Linked DNA regions of Mus musculus: region 2 is linked to region 1. A link is a loop called in an ENCODE intact Hi-C map of the cell type or tissue named here. Cell type or tissue: heart. All regions are shown on one strand. Links, peaks and the distances in the headings refer to the core of each region. The heading gives the core; the rest is flanking DNA. Region 1 holds the start of Gm51649 (a long non-coding RNA gene). Region 2 overlaps Gm41977 (a long non-coding RNA gene).

Region 1 (8,326 bases), core at 58-8,057:
CATCAGAGGACAACGTGTCCCCCACCTGCTCTGTGCCATGAGTCTCTCTCAATCTCCGTAGAGAGCGACCTGTTTTCCCTTAGTACTGGTCTGCTTTCACACTCAGACAAAGTCTGTTTATGTTCCTTCCCTGGATTTACTCTTTGTCTAGAATGATTTTTTCCCCTTTAGATCAACTGTATAACCATAACTCTTGTCATTTAGACCTTTGATGCCTCCCCAAAAAAGTTGCCCTCATCATACAGTCTACAAGAGGCCCCTGGCCATTGTGTCCTGTCACCACCGGCAGCTTCCTGCCTCCTTTGACGAGTGTCAGAGCTACGGGGAGAGGCTGTTACTCCCTGGTCACCACCAGGGTCAAAAACAACACCTGCATTTGGTGTGATTGCAAAGGGAAGAATTCTCCATGAAGTGTTGTCGTGGCGAAAATTATGACCTAGGTTCTCACCAGGCTTTTCTGCCGTATTGTCAGGACTAGTCCAGGAAGCTCAGGATAACGGGGACTCTAGCTGTAGAGCAGGCTAGCCCTGTGGAACTCATGGGCTGTAAAGCAAGGCAGGCATAGTGCGAGTTGTCCGGGGACGCTCTTCCTTCCTGCCACTGGCTGATCTTGGCAGACTGTGTCTTGTTTGATGTTCTATTCCAAGCTTCATTCTCCTCCTTTGCTGGATTGCAGATGAGTGCAGGGGTGTGTTTAAACAGCCTCGGAGGGAGGGAAACTATATGTAACAACTGCTCTACTGCTTGGCCCTTTCCCCGAGGTGCCATGTTCCTCACCCCCAAGGCCCATTACTTACCATTACCATCTGCCTGGGGCTTCTGAGGGAGGTGAAGCAGAGGCTGGCTCCGCTAGGGTTGGGGATCTGCTGCAGACACAGTGGATCTCAGCAGCCTGTGGGTGGGTAGGTGTGGAAACACACAGTTCCTGGCACAAGACAGCAGTGAGCACGCATGAACATTTAGCATCAACATCGTCCTGACCAGACAGGTGAAGAAGATGGGGATGCTAGGAGGCTGGTGCTTTGCAGGAACCACTCCTCCACGTGCAGGATCATGTGGTGAGCAATGCACCACTCCTGAATTCCCACTCTTGTCTCATCTTCATCTGCTCTGCTGTACTGGTGTGTGTGTGTGTGTGTGTGTGTGTGTGTATGTGTGTGTGTGTGTGTGTGTGGTGTTCCAATGAGGATGGGACAGCCAGATTGGGAGGAAGGACAATTGGACGTTCAAATAGCATCCTCCCAATCATTTACATTGTACTCAACAGTACTACAAATTCTGTAGGAGGCAGATATCTCTGCCTTAGGGCGTTCTGGCTGAATTTTAAAGGCTATTAAGCCATGTTCCCTCTGGCCCTCTTGAGAAGCGGCGGACCCCACACAGATCTAGAGGCACGTGCTGCCACCTGCTGGCAAAGTTGGGCACAACTTGGCTTAGTGCTTTGAATAATAGTGTCCATGGAAATCATTGCAGGAGAAAAATTTATTTAGTTGACTAAAAATTCTTTTGTTTAATGATCTGATATTTTAGCTCCATTTCAAATTATGTCCTTTTGGAGGCTAGGCAGTCTGAAGGTCATGTTAGTCCTTACTAACCCTATTGCTACCTTCAGCTTCGTTCTATCATTTGTACGACAGCTGGCCCTGAAGCTCCTGAATTTCCAGTCCAGTAAGGTCCGACTCCCCTAGCTCAGAGATTACATATTTTGGACTCTTAGAGTTTCAGTATAACATGCCTGCAGAACAGGACACATGCCTTCAACATGTCAGCACTGTTATCATCAGATAGCAACACATTTGAGAGCCAGCAGCTAAGAGACCTGCAGCATACGTCCTGCTTCCTTGGGGTTCTGAGCAGAACAGGAAGTCACAGAGAAGCCAGGGGAACAGCCTCCCCACCCCCATCTCCCCGCCCCCGGAGCCAACACAATCTGACAAGTCCTAGGGATTTGCTTTGATATGGGCCCCTTGCGGATGGAAAGTTGGTATAGTGCAGTCCCCAGGACCCGAGTTAGATCCCCACACTCAGACAAATGCCACGCATGTGTGCCTAGGACCTTAGAGCTGGGCAGACAGAAGCAGGCAGATTTCCAAGGCTCACTCAACAGCTGGCTTTAACCTTGGGTTTTGTGAGAGACCTTACTTTAAATATAAGGAAGGGAAGCATACATGCTAACCTCTGGTCTCCACATGAAAACACATGTATGTGCATCCATGCATCTGTGCACTCACACATGAACATTCACACACACACACACACACACACACACACACACACACACACACACGCACACACAGGCCCTTTGGGCAGCTTCAGCACCTACCCTTCGATTTCTTTACTTGTTCTGGAAAGCTTCAAAACAAGGGTCCAGCTGTACAACTGGTCTTCAATGACTTCTGTTTTTCTTAGTGTTTCTACCTTTATATCTTCCACAGTTCTAGAAACTTCCCTCTGGGGCAGAGAGAGAAAAAGAACTGGGTGTTGCCTGAAGCAATGCAGCTTTGACTCACAGCTGTGGATCTGTCCTTAGACCCCCCACTGGGGGCTAAAGAAGGCTCCTGCTTTGCTAGAAGTACAAGGAACACATGCTTCAGGAACAGTGACTGACAGACAGTGTCAGCATTCAGGAAGCTGAGGTGGAAGATCTCGGGTTTGAGACTAGTCTGGCCTACATAGTATAAACACAGAGGGGGAAGGGGAAGGGGAGGGGGAGGGGGAGGGGAGAAGGAGGGGGAGAGGGAGAGATGGAGAGGGAGAGGGGGAGGGAGGGGGAGGGAGAGAGAGGGAGGGAGAGAAGGAGAGAGGGAGAGAGGGGGAGGTGGGTGGGGAGGGAGGGGGAGGGGGAGAGAGGGAGGGAGAGGAGAGAGGGAGAAGGGGGAGGTGGAGGGGGAAGTGGAAGGGGGAGGGGAGGAGGGAGAGAGGGAGAGAGGGAGAGAGGGAGAGAGAGGGAGAAGAAACACCCACCTCCCGCCTCAAAGCAGTAGGAAGTTCAAGGCAGTAGGAAGCTAGCCTTCCTGCTTCCCCTGAAGCCATCAGCTGCTCTGGGGTGGGGGTAGAGGTGGAGGTGCATAGGTGTCTCTGCCTTTTCTTGAACACTATGCCAGCACTAGATCTGTTGCACAGTCATCTTTATGGGGGGAAAAAAAGAGTATTGAAAACCACATCATGCTAGTAGTAAAAAGGGAAAGTAACTCTATGCTGCCCTCCAGTGGTTTTTGTCTGTTCATTGCAGTCATAGTCTGGGAAGCTGCACATTGTTACAGAGAACTAGCGCATCCTAGAGGCCATTCATCGAATGACAGGCCAGGAAGCAGAAACTAAAACCTTGGCAGAGAGGGTGAGCAGGGCCAGAGGTATCGCTCTAATCCCAGGCATCCCCGCCACCCTAGCCTGCACTGGCTTTTCATCCTGCTTCTGAAAGAGCCCACCGGGGTACCTTGGCTGCACGTGAGTCAAGGCAAAGATGAAGGACATCTTCCCTTGGATGTGATAGGATGCCCGGAGACAGAGTAGAAACAGTGCTGAGGAGGTGAACATAATCGAGGGAATCTGTGGTGGGCATTAGAGCTGAAAACATCGTTGAAAACAGATGCTTATGTAACAGGGTCGATGCCCACGCAGCCCCAGCACCTAGCTGCACGAGACCGTTGATACCACCGTCTCATAACTTCATCTGAGAAGCTGAGGTGCAGCCACGTGCCAGCTTCCTGACTTGGAGCCCTTTCCTCTTAACACTGCACATCCCTCTGCTGGCCATTCCTAGGCCTTGCTCTCTTTTATCTGCCCCCACCCCGGCCCACCACTTTTCTCTTGTCCTGAAGTAGAGAAGGGACGAATGTGGGTGGAGTTTGCCTCCTTCCTCCCCTTCCCCTCTCGTCCAGAGCCCCTTGCTTGCAGATCCTTTGCAGCGATGCCCACATACACCGCCCAGCTTCATCATGTTCGCCCTGTGCCCTAAGACACCGCCTCATTACCTGCGGGTGTTAGTTGCAGAAGCCCCCATCCTCCCCAGACTTAGAGCAGGGGGAGGTTCTGTGTTTAGAGCAGGTCAGAGCTGTGGCTAGTTAACGAAAGAAAGCATACGTGGGTCAGCGGAGTGTGTCGCTGATGTAATGAACGTGCTGGGTCCACTCCAGCTTTGTGCCGTAGCCCTTGATCTCATCCTTCCCAGGGTACCATCTACACAACAGTTGTCCTTCCCCGTCTCCAATGACTAAGCTGCCTAGAGCTTGTTCCTTCTTTCCTTCACCCCCGTTCTGTCTTCTCTGTCACGGAAGTGAAATCAAACTATGCTTGGAAGTTTACAATTTGCTTTTTAAAAATTTTTTAAATTTACTTAAAAATATTAGTATAAGATGGTCCCCTTTCTCTGGCTGTTTCTAGAAAGATGGTTCTTAGCGTCTCTATAAGGCAATACGTATAACTGCTGTGATCTCAAGTTCAGTGATGGGGGGATCTGCCAAGGAAAACCCGTGGCACGTGCTGCTATGCCTGCACTTCCATTTCTGCAGGCTGAGTCCGTGGGAGCCGCCTGTGGAAGGGCCTTTCCCGCGTTGTGCCCTCACTCCCCCACCTCCTGGCTGCTGCTGCTTCATAGCGCCCCTCCCCTGCATCTCAGCCTCACATTGAAATGTGAACTTTCGCCGTCCGTGTTATCTCTCAGGTCCCACAGGAAAGGCGGAATGAATTAATAATACACCAGCAGGAAACAGAGAGATGGAGCTATTAGTTGTCAGTCAGTGTTCCTAACCTCTCAGGGCCACTAATTAGCTCACTGGCAGAGTTGGTTTCATCCCCAGCCAGGGCTGTACTTTTGGGCATGCCTGAAGCTCAGCTTGTGGTATCCGGCACAGAGGGGCAGCCCTGGGACTCCTGGATGGATGGGGCGTGTTTGCTGAATTTAAAAGCGTCCATAGGGAACCTTGGTGCCTCCTAGGGATGGAAGGATGATCTGGGGTGGGGGCAGGGTGGGAGCGGTGGTATCTGGGCGGAGTTGGGTGGTGTGTATGCTGTTCTTGGGCCCTGGTAGCTGGCTCGTGGTTCTGGTTCCTGCCACAGGTGAGTTCCTCTTGCCAAGCTGTGTTGTGCATAGCTGTCTGAAAGCAACATACTGCTTTCTAACTACGGGTTCTCCCAATTGGAGAGTCTTTACACGTAGACTTTCAGAGGGGGAACATGGCAGTGCCAGGCTTATAGAAAGGGGATCTTAAATTGTTTCTTTAAGAAGTTGTACAGATTTGGCCTTTACCCTCCTCTGTGCTCTGATGTGCAAATTAGAGGCATCCGTCATTCCTCTGCAGCTAGGGCCATTGCTTAAGAGCACATGGGATAGTTATCTATTCTTCAGTCCTGCCTATGTTCCTTACAAGCTGGGCAGCTTGGTGTCTTTGTTACACAAAATTAAGAATCATTTACTACGGAGGTGCACTCTAATCTGGTGACATCCACCTTTGTCAAGCTTCCAGATAAAGTGGTTGGGATTCTTGAAGCTTCGTTGGTCTCTCTCTCTCTCTCTCTCTCTCTCTCTCTCTCTGAGAGACCAAGTCTCTTATATCCCAGGCTTGTCTCAGACTTGCTATGTAGCTGAGGATACCCTTGAACTACCGATTCTTTTGTCTCCACCTCCCTGCGCGGTGGAGTTACAGGCACACACCATCTGGTCTCTGTGCTCTGTGCTGGAGCTCAAACCCAGGGCTTTGTGCATATTAGGCAAGCACTACCAACTGAGGTGCACCCCACCACACCTTTCTGTTACTAAGTCCCCCCTTCCCCTTCCTGCCTTATATGCATCCACTTTGGGGGTTGTATGATCAAAGAGCCATTCACTTCTCTTCCCATGTGGAGCTTCTGACCTCTCTGCTGGCCCTGGATTAGCCAAGGATGGGTTCTGTCAGGCACCTCCTCTCTTCTTCTGTGCAGAGGGCACTTGGCTTCACTTTTTTCCTACTTTACTCCTGGCCTGGTGCCATGCTACTCCAGTGAGGTGAGTCTGCTTGCTGCAGACTGGCTTCGGGAGAACAAAGTGAGGCAGGGCTAATGTTCAGTTTTACTGGAGTTACTTTTGGAGTCAAATCTGGGCTAACAGAAAGGGGAGGAGAGGCTGGGACCAAACAATAAGCAAAGCTGGGCTGTGGTACTCAGGTGTCTTCATGGGTAAGAGGAAGGTTTTAGAGCTTCTGTGTGGTCTGAGTTGTTCCAAGTTGTCCCGAGAACAAAGAAACTAGGCTTCTAGACCCTAATATAGACTCCTCCAGAAGGTGTCATGACTTTGCTGGCACCTAGAGAGGATACATTACCTGTAGGTTGCATGCTAACATCCCCAGAAGCTGGTGGGGGTCAAGAATACCCCAGCCTAGAGGGGAGATAGTGGTACATCCCAGCACCCACTTAGAAGATGTTGGCTTATAGGTCCTGAGCCTGGAAGTGAGGTGGGTGGAGCCTCGCCTCTGTTCAGTGCGAAGTTCTACAGCTGTGGCTTATTTAGTTGGGACACCAGAACCATTGGGGACACTAGGCAGCAACATGTCCCCACCACGTCTGCTGGATCTGTCCTTCTCTGTCTCAACCTCAAATCATACCTCTGTGAAAATGACTGGAACCTTTCAATAGACTGTTCCCCACTTTAGCCAGCGGGGACCATCTGCTCAGCTTGCCCACCCCAGCTAAAGATGCTTTCGGCAGGGGAGTCAGTGGAAGTGCAGAAGTCTTTAGAGTGACTGCATCTATTCTTCCCCAGCCCTGGACACTCATGTCAACCTGAGCACACTAGTGTCTAGGGTGAGGGGCGCTTACTGTGCTGTTTCTTCTTGCTCTTGGTCCTGTGTCCCTCACCATGACCAGGGAGGGAACAATCATTTCCACGGTGCCCTAAGCTCCCTTCACTCTGGTTCATTAAAAAAAATATGGGGGTGTCTAGAGCTCAGCCCTAGAAGATTCAAATGTGTTTATGCTAGGTAGACTTTGGCACAGCTATAAATCTCCTCTGGTGGTTGTTTGGGTAGCAACTTGCCTACCTAGCTCTGGGGCCACAGGGTAGGCCATTGGCTGGTACTCCCTGGCTTGCCTAACTCTGCCAGGATGGAGTTCTGCACTAGCTGCCCTGGGACACAGCAGGTCATCTGAGACTGTCTCCCGGAGACCTTCACATCTTCTTTGGGGATTGGCTACTTTTCTGGGTCATTCTAGGTCTTGGTATGAGTAAAGCAAGGGTATAGGGCTGCTTACTGGATCATGATTTATATACCTTCGATTGAGGTTGAGTACTGGGGTAACAGTGGGTAATGAGTCTGATTTTGAGTCTGCGTTGAGCTCAGCACTAGCTGTCTGTGGGAGAAATGCTTAGCCTTCTTCATTTGTGCTTTCAACGTCTATGAGACAACAGGTGCCTTTCAACAGTGCTGTGTACCTCAAATATTGACATGGCCAATGGCCACGGTGATGAAAATGCCCAGGCTCCAGGCCACACAACCACAGCTTCAATTGAACCCACATCCTCACTGACCTTTCCACTTGTGTTGAGGGTGGCTTTGCTGTTTTGCATGGGACTATAGATAAAGTCCTCAGTTATCTGAAGGAACAAGGCTATTTACCTATTTTCCATGGACTCAGTAATAGTCAGGGTGGTTAGTTCACCATGGTGGACCCTTCTCAGAGTATCAGGTAATCTGTTGACTTCTCTACCCAATGCCAGAAACACTCCCTACACACATACATTGTGAGCAATTTTTTTTTCTGTTTACTGATCACACTCACACATAACAGATAGAAAAATAAATTCCAAAGAATGACCCTTGCTTACGTCTTCAAGTTTATGTTTGTAAAAGTGAAAGTCAAATTCAGATCATGCAAATAAAACAAGAGATGAATTTAGAGGTGAATGTCGGCTCTCCTGCTGGGTGAGATGGTGGAGGCCATGAGCGGAGATTGATTCATTCCCTGCACCATGCAGCAGCAGCAACAGCAGCAGCAGCAGCAGTGTACACCCCCCTGCACCATGCAGCAGCAGCAGTGTACACCCCCTGCACCATGCAGCAGTAGCAGCAGCAGTGTACACCCCCTGCACCATGCAGCAGTAGCAGCAGCAGTGTACACCCCCTGCACCATGCAGCAGCAGCAGTGTGCATCCCCTGTACCATACAGCACCAAAAGTGTGCATCCCCTGCACCATGCATCAGCAGCAGCAGTGTACACCCCCTGCACCATGCAGCAGCAGCAGTGTGCATCCCCTGTACCATACAGCACCAGCAGTGTGCATCCCCTGCACCATGTAGCAGCAGCAGTGTGCATCTCCTGCACCATGCAGCAGCAGCAGTGTGCATCCCCTGCA
Region 2 (8,326 bases), core at 170-8,169, 220 kb before region 1:
TTGTCTAACCTCATAGAGTGCACATGGGCACTTATAAAAATATTTATTTTTACTTTTTTTTTTTGCAGTGTTAGGTTTAGCTTCTCGTGCATAATAGGAAAGTGGTTTACCACCGGGCTACATTCCCAGCCCACAGACACCTGAAATCTTGCAATGAACTAGGAAGATAAACCACTGGTGAGTCTGGAGCCTAGAGGTATGTATGATTTGCTGTCTGCAACAGTGCACAGTGACAGCCTATCTCCTCCCCGTGGTCCCTGATGCTGCCGGGAACGGGAACATTCCATAGCTCCAGCATCACTGCTCCATAGAGGGCTGTAGGGAGCAGGCAGGCTGCTGTCCTCATTCCTTAAGGAGAGTGTGTTCTGAGTGGGGGCAGCTTCCTGCACTGAGGGTGTTCTGTGGATGTCAGTGGCTTTGGCACAGGGGCCGTGCTGAGGGAAGTGAACTACTCTTCCTGCTCGCTGGGATCTTCAGGACCCCTCTGTACTTTCTGTGTCGGGTTTAGTGGAACTTAAAGTCGAGTGGGTAGAGTTCCCGAACGCTCCATCTCACCTGAGATCCAGCCCGCTCCTCCTAGATGCCTTCCAGGCTTCCCACTTCAGAACCATCCCGTCCTCACAACCGCACTAGCATCGTGTAGAGCTGAGAGAAAGGGGAGAGAGAGAGAGAGAGAGAGAGAGAGAGAGAGAGAGAGAGCGCTTTAGTCCCTGTTACCTGGCTACTTCCTTTTCTCCTTTGTCACACAGGGAACAGGGACTGCATTTGTATCATAGAACATCCTCTGTACCTGGGAGCTGTAACATAGTAGGTGCTCAACAAACCTTGTTGCATCCCAGATAGATAAACAGATCTGTTCTTCATGGAGAGCAGCTATGCAGCAGTCCCAGCACACCATCAGGGTGTGGGAGAGGAAAGGAGAAGCTGTCCACTGAGTCTAGGGAAGGGCAGGGCTCAGGACGACTTCTGGAAGGAGGAGATGCTGGAGCTGAGAACCCAAGAATAGCTGGAGTCATGCAGATGGGAAGGAACAGGGCCCTGGAAGAAGGGTTGCTCTTGGTACTGACAAAAGCCACACTGGGTGTTACCGGACAGACAGACTGTTCTGGGAGCGGTGGTAGGAGGTAAAGGGGAGAGGCCCCGGGACAGGCAGCCAGACTCATCGTTCTGCAGCTCAGCTCTGGCTCCCCTAACTTCTCCAGCTCTGCAGAAGGGGCCTGTTCTCGTGGAGGTCTCCCTGCAGAGCGTGCCTGAGCCTCCATTCAGCATCTTTCCCCCTCATAGCTCTGCTCTTCCAGGTTCTGTTCTCTGCCTCTCCCAGGACCCCACTCTCACTTCCTGTTGCCTCATCATTGTTCTGCCTTCTGAATTGGTCTTATTTGTCTCCAGTTCATCCCGCACATGTCTGCCAGATTCATCTGACCCAGAGCCCAAACTCTGCTCCTGGAAGGTGGCCTCCCCTGTTCGATAGTTTCCCACAACCCTCGGGTATTGTCTCTGCTCAGCATCCTGGGGTCTTATCCCGTATGTTCAACCTAACTGTTTGGACCACTTAGTCTATGATATCTTTATCCACACAGTCAGCAACGCTAGACTCTGTTCCTCTCCAAACACTCCTGAGTTCTGTTTTAGTTCATGTCTCACAGCTCCAGATCACTGTGGAGTCTCATGTGTGCTTCAAGGCTGGGCTTATACTTGGCTTTTTCTGAAGCATTTACCGATTCCCTCAGATCTTTTTAGTCTAGCTCCTGCCTCAGTCACGGTATGGCTCAACTTCCTGCTGAACTATATATCCTGAGGACCACATACATATGCTATAGCCAGGGGAACCCGGACAGATCTCTGTCATAGCAACCACTACTCTTAGGCCCCTCTAAGAGAGACCTAGATGAAGAACAGGGAAGAAAGCAGAGGTAACTTCAGTAGAAGCTAGGCATGTTTCAGAAGCCCCATGTAGAGAACTGAGTTCACCTGGGCTCAGCCTCAAGGTTTCATTCTCCTCAAATCTTTATTGATCTTGTGTGTGTCCTGGCCAGCTGTGTGTGAGGACAGTAGTGTGTGTCTGAGCCAATACACACAGTGGCATCTGCTGCACAAATAGGACAGAGAGCCTGGTCAGCTCTGCCCTGGACTCCTTCTATAGACAGCATCTTTAGCCACATGCAAATACAGGTGAGCAATATGGGTCCTGTAAGCTGACCAGTCAACGTCATCTCCCTCTTTGGTATTAGAGGGGAGAAGAGGTGCTCAGAGAGGGAGATGGAGTTCTGGGAGCTTCCTGCATCACCTTTGACGTATTCCAAGATAGAATAGGAGCATCACGGAGATGTCCCAGGCCCGGAAACCCCAACAGCAAGAGGATAGATCTCAGAGTGATGTAATTTGTCTGTCAGTAATCCACATGCTTAGTGGGCCATCTCTGCTGTCTAAGCCTGGCCTCCGGGCACTCAGATGTATATCCAGGCTCTGGTCCTCTCCAGAAAACCATCACAGAAGAAATAGATTTCACACAGTAGCCTAGGATTTGATGGGGGGGGGGAAACAAATCAGACAAAACTATGGTGTAGAAGAGATGCACAGACTGGGTTAGTGCGTGTGGACCACTGGGGAGAAGATGGAAGAGTTGGGGACAGGGGACTCGCACAGGATGGAATATCAGAGGGGCTTTTAGGAGATATGTTAATGTAGGAAACTGTAGTCCCAGACAGCCATCTCGCCTCAGTCCTCACTCCTATGGTAGTTGTAGCCACTGTGGTATGTAGACACACAGTCTTAGGGTTTTATTGCTGTGAAGAGGCACCATGACCATGGCAACTCTAATAAAAGAAAACATTTAACTGGGGCTTACACATCAGAGGTTTAGTCCATTATCATTCTGGCAAGGAAGTATATGGCAGCATGCAGGCAGACATAGTGCTGGAAAAGGAGCTGAGATTTCTACATCTGGTTGGGCAGGCAGGAGAGAGAGAGAGAGAGAGAGAGAGAGAGAGAGAGAGAGAGAGAGAGAGAGAGAGAGAGAGAGAGAGAGAGAGAAGGAAACACTGGGTCTGGCTTGAGTATTTGAAATCTCAAAGCCTACCCCAGTGGCCACGCCTACTACAAGGCCACAGCACCTAATAGGTCCACTTTCTATGGATCTATGGAGGCCATTTTCATTGAAACCATCACACAATTAATTAAACACTTCTGCTTAAGGATAAGATTTAGGGTTAGGGCTGCTTCTTACTTCTGCCCCATCCCTACTCCCTTAAGGCAATTTTTATTCTGTCTTGAGGCTTCAGGCCCTGGACTTGGAAGTGGGCTAGTTTTGCTCTCATGATCCATGGCTAGTATCTGGGGCTACCCTGAAGAGCAGAATGGAACACACAGGTAGATTTTACAAGGAACGCAGCTCTCTGGATGGATAGAGGTGTTCACAAGCTGTATACATGCTGGGCCACCAGGGGCATCACACGCAGTTCTGTGATCCCACTGAAGTGGGTCAGGCCTTTAGGCTTCTCCTTCCCAGTGCATTGGGAACTGTAATGTCCGTTCTAAAGAACTGGCTCCTGCTGAATGTGGTGGTGCATGCAGGGACAGGCAGACCTCTGAGTTCAAGGCTAGCCTGGTCTACAGAGGGAATTCCAGGACAGTCAGGGCTACACAGAGACCCTGTCTCAGAAAAAAAATGGCTCTCTTGTACATTTTATATATTAAAATTAAGAAAATTAAAATTTTCTCTTTGGAACTTTGAGTATTTGGATCTCAGTGGGTGGGTGGGCAATAACAAATGAACGATGTTGTGTGAGGAATGTGTCATAGTCAGGGCCTGGGGATGATGCTCTCTAAATGCACTGGTACTCGCTTGGACCCCACGGGCTTGCTACCCTGCTTTCCACTTCTTTTTGCGTATGTGAAGCAAGCTACTTATAAGAAGGAAGGGGTTATTTAAGCTCATGGTCTCTGAGGTGTAAGTCTACTGTCACTAGATGCCATCATTTTGGGCCTGTAGGGAGGCAGAACATGGTGTGTGTGTGTGTGTGTGTGTGTGTGTGTGTGTGTTGGGGAGTATGGTTGTATGGTTGAGCAAAACTATTTAATTCATGGCATCTGGAGAAAGGGGGAGGGAAGGAGAGAGGGAGAAAGAGAGGGGTGGAGATTATGACTGGATATGACTGTTGTCATGCCTTGCAAGGTATAACCCCCATGACCTCACTCCCTTCCGCTGGGTCCCACCTCCTAAGGACTTTTACCACCTCCTGGTCCTGTCCCTCACTGGCAATGAAGTTTTCAACTCATGCCTTCGGGGGACATTTAAGATTCATAAAATTGTAACCACATGGTTGCTAAGGTTATTATGAAGCAGAAAATTTGAATAATGATTGTTTTGTTCTCCAGCCCTTTGAGGCTTACATCCCTGCTGGGAAGGAAGCTGAGCAGATTTTCAGTTTTCTCTCCTCTACCCCGCCTCCTGCAGCCCCCCTCCCCGACTGCAGAATGGAACCCCAAGACTGACTGCACCATACACAATGAATCTTGGGTGCTTTTCCCCATGGGTGTAAGAGAGCCAGGGCTACATCATAGGAGAAGGAGCCACACACCCAGGCAAGATATTCTTCTAGGGAAGGGTACTTTGGAGTTAGGCGTGTCCAACCCATAGAGAGAAAAAGAGCCTGTACACGGCTCTGTACAGGGGTTTCCAAGCTTACTCGTTCCTGGAGTTTTCTTTTCCTACAGGCCGCCAGGGTGCGCCTGGTGCCTCCGGCCTCTGCGGCCGGTTCCTCATGTTGCCACTGGGTGGTGCTGTGTCCCGCGTGTACAATGCTGTTTCAGACCAAGTGGCTAACCTAGTCCTCAGCAAATCTGTGTGTTCTGGAAGCTACCGGGGCCATGGCTACCGGGGCTTACAGCCCAGAGCTGGAGTAGAGATGGTGTTCATGTAAGAGAGCAGCCTTAGAGAGAGGAGCCTTCATTCCATACAAAGTTCTGCAGGGTTTTCTGGGGAGGCCCTTGGTTTCTGACTTGGCTTTGCACCCAGGCTAAACAGAACCCGAGTTCTGGTGTTTTTAGGCGTTAGTTACCCACGTATTGGTGAATTCCAAGCTACCAGTGAGCAGAGATATACAGAGGAGACAGCGTGAGTCTCTCTAGCTAATGTGACCACGGAGATGAGTGGTTAATTCTCGCAACCTCGATTTCCTTTCCTACAAAATGGGCTAAGGCATTACTCGGAAAGTACCCGGAAAGTAAGAGGAAGTAACTTGATCTCACCTACCCCTTAAAATGGCTCTGCTTGTTCTAAAGATCTGGTTTCATGTCAGCTTTCCCAGTGAACTACAAAGTCTGTGAAAGCAGAGACTACACATCCCACGGCCATCTTTGTATTTCTAGTGTCTGGCACAGGGCCTGGCACATAGTATATGCTCAATAAACATGTCAACATCAAACTGAGAGCTATGTGAGCAGATCACGTGGTGGGGATTGCTTATGCATGATAACAGCTGTGCAGAGACCCTTCCCTTGGGTTTACATCTGGGCTCTTGGGCTCCTTCTGTGACTCTGGGTGAGCCATACATCTCTCCTCCTGAGCTTTCTCTGAACCATGGAGGGTTAACTTGTTGATTCTTGCATGGATCCTTCCAGAGATGAGGCATATTTCATCTTTTCAAAATGCTGTGGTCGTGGACTGTCGTATCCTGGGCTGGTTTTCAGAAGGAGTGGTGTGGTTGTGTTCCTTGGGCTACCCAAGTGCTGCTGCCCAGGCTTATGAACTTAAGTTTGTATCACTAGAGGCTGGTGGGGTAGGGGCTGAGACACGGGCATCAAGATCTCCTTGGCTCCTCCCCAACTTGTTCTAAGTCTTTAGAGCAGAATAGAGGACATGCCAAGGTTGCCACACCAAATGTAAAAGTGATGCCTACACATGGGAAAAGGAGTCTCTCTGGCTTTCTCCCGACAGAACATCAAATCCACCATGGTCCTGCCAACCCTAGCTCTGAGGCTGCCTCCCTGTGTGCTTCCAATAGCATAAGCCGTGCCCTCCCCCCAATCTCCTGTGTCCCCTGACACCTCAGCTGCTGCCAGCAACCCCCAGCTTGGCACTGCATGCTGCTGCCCACCAGTGGTGGCTTCCTTGTCTCCTGGCTTCCTTCTAGCTGCTTCTGTCTGCAGGGGGGTAGGGAGGGGTGTGTACGTCTGAAGTGTGGGGCTGGCCTCCCAGTGAGCAGGGGAGAGAGCTGCCTCAGGTTGTCTGATCACTGCAGGGGCTAAGCCCTTACCTCCTTCCACCACCCTAGCCCTCTCACCCCCCCCCCATCTGCTCACAGAGGATGTGGCTTCATTCTCCTTCTCTGGGAGTGGGTCTGGAGTATCATGCAGCTCCAAGTCCCAAGGCTTTCTCCTTCCAAGCAGCCCTTTGGGAAGGGTCTGTGTGAGGCATCTATCACCTTTCCATCTCCGGACACTGTGTCCATTCCAGTGCTTAGCTTGTCTTGCTGAGACCACCCTTCTTGCTGATTGACTGTGCCCACTCCTCTTCTGTTACCTCTGATTCTTTTTGCCAGTTCTTACCTGGGCTACTGCTATGACTTGCTAACAGGGGTCTGATTGCTCCCTTGACACCTTCTGCATTTGAGCATATTCTCTAATGTAAGTCTACTCAGGTCTCCCTCCTTTTCTCTGTCTCTATTCTTTCTCCTTCCTTCCTTCCTTCCTTCCTTCCTTCCTTCCTTCCTTCCTTCCTTCCTTCCTTCCTTCCTTCCTTCCTTCCTTCCTCTCTTCCTTTCTTTCTCCTTCTTTCTTTCCACCTTCCCTTTCTTTCACAAATGTGCCACATACTGTTCCAGACACCTGAAACAGGGCAGGAGATGAGTACAACCAAGACAGACACGGTCTCAAGTATCTGTGGGCCACACATACCTCACTGTCTCCAGGGGTTTCCAGGTAAGCCACATGGGTAAGCTACATATGCCCCAGTGAGACATTTGATGCATGTTGGCATCAGCTCCTGAACCTTCTCACACCTCCTGCCTCCTGCCTGGGAGCTTAGCTCTGGACTTGCTGACCACTTTTCATTCTTTACATTCTCCCAACAGCTTGGAATGCAACCCTTCCCACCCCATCCGTCAGCGTCATGGCCCCTGTGCAAGACATCCCATACTGGTGTCTCACAGGTGTGATGCTCCCTCAGCAAGGATGGAGTCCCAGGGGATCCATGTGCTGTGCAAACCTGAAGAAACTTCTCCTTTGCAGAGCAGAGCTCAGCGTCTCCAAATTTAACATCCCTAAGCACCGAAGGGCCCGAGGGTCATCCCTTCATGTCTTCTGTCCACACTGTAAGCAGGCTTTGGTTTCTCACCATTCTGTTACTGTACAGAAGGGTGACACCCTTATGAGATTCTCACTCTGTTGCACCCCTGGAGCTCACGAAGGGCACAGTCTGTCCTGTCAAAGAAGTGGTGAGTGTCCAGGTCAGCACGTGGGAGGCAGAGGCAGGTGGATCTCTGTGAGTTCAAGGCCAGCCTGATCTACAAATCAACTTCTGGGAGATCCGGGTCTACACAGAGAAACCCTGTCTTGGAAAAAAAGAAAAAAAGTTATGTGATGTCTCTACTACCTACTAGCTCCAGTTGAAAACAAAGAAAGTCATGTTGAAAATTATTATTATTATTATACTCTTAATTTATTTATTCACTTTATATCTCCATTGCCGACCCCCCTCCCAGTCTTACCCTTGCATCCCCCTCCCTCCACTCCCCTCTTCCACATAAGGGAAGAAAGAGAAGGCTCCCCATGGATTCTACCTTGCCCTGGCACATTACATCGAAGCAGGACTGGGCTCATTCTCTCACACTGAGCCCAGGCAATGTAGCCCAGTTAGGGGAAGGGGGTCCAAAGGAAAGGCAATGGAGACAAAGTTGCCTTCTCCAAATCACATGGAGACCATGCTGCCCATCGGCTACCAATGTGTAAGGGGCCTAGGTCCAGCCCCTGCACGCTCTTTGGTTGGTGGTTCAGTCTCTGTGAGCTCCCTCCTGCCCAGGTTAGTTGACTCTGTATGTCTTCATGTGGGGTGACCCCGTTGGCCACCTCAATCCTTCTTTTTTCCCTCCACAAGACTCCCAGAGCTCTGCCTAATGTTTGTGGGTCTTTGCATCTGTTTCCATCATCTGCTGGATCAAGTCTCTCAGAAGACATGTAGGTTTCTGTCTGTAAGCATAGCAGAGTATCATTAATAGTGTCAGGGGGTGGTTTTCTCCCATGGGGTGGGTCTCAAGTTGGGCCAGTCATTGGTTGGTCGTCCCCTTAATCTCTGCTCCATCTTTATTCCCGAACATCTTGTAGGCAG

The links. Peaks named below come from ENCODE experiments on the same cell type or tissue, not always from the same donor. Only the 100,000 strongest peaks of a DNase experiment are listed, where the experiment ranks them.
Region 2: a loop joins it to region 1, with 9 times the contacts of the local background. A loop is called at or near these places in 41 of 42 quality-filtered maps.

What each region holds. Positions count from the first base shown.
Region 1 is chr1:154,781,340-154,789,665 of GRCm38, reverse strand. Gm51649 (a long non-coding RNA gene) reads right to left here and starts at 2,681. Exons shown (of 4, transcript XR_003948055.1): 1 at 2,324-2,681; 2 at 798-925; 3 at 449-703. It also overlaps a transcript of Cacna1e not described here. In heart, for the core only: CTCF peaks have their summits at 1,419 (motif pointing left) and 3,249 (motif pointing left); a DNase peak (open chromatin) is centred at 3,295; H3K4me3 peaks cover 889 bases; H3K27me3 peaks cover 1,658 bases.
Region 2 is chr1:155,003,170-155,011,495 of GRCm38, reverse strand. Gm41977 (a long non-coding RNA gene) reads left to right here. Exons shown (of 3, transcript XR_878618.2): 3 at 69-2,804. Among named protein-coding and RNA genes, the nearest start is that of Gm51650, 8.5 kb to the right of the region's middle. In heart, for the core only: no CTCF peak of the experiment used is centred there; a DNase peak (open chromatin) is centred at 4,775; H3K27ac peaks cover 369 bases; H3K27me3 peaks cover 3,111 bases.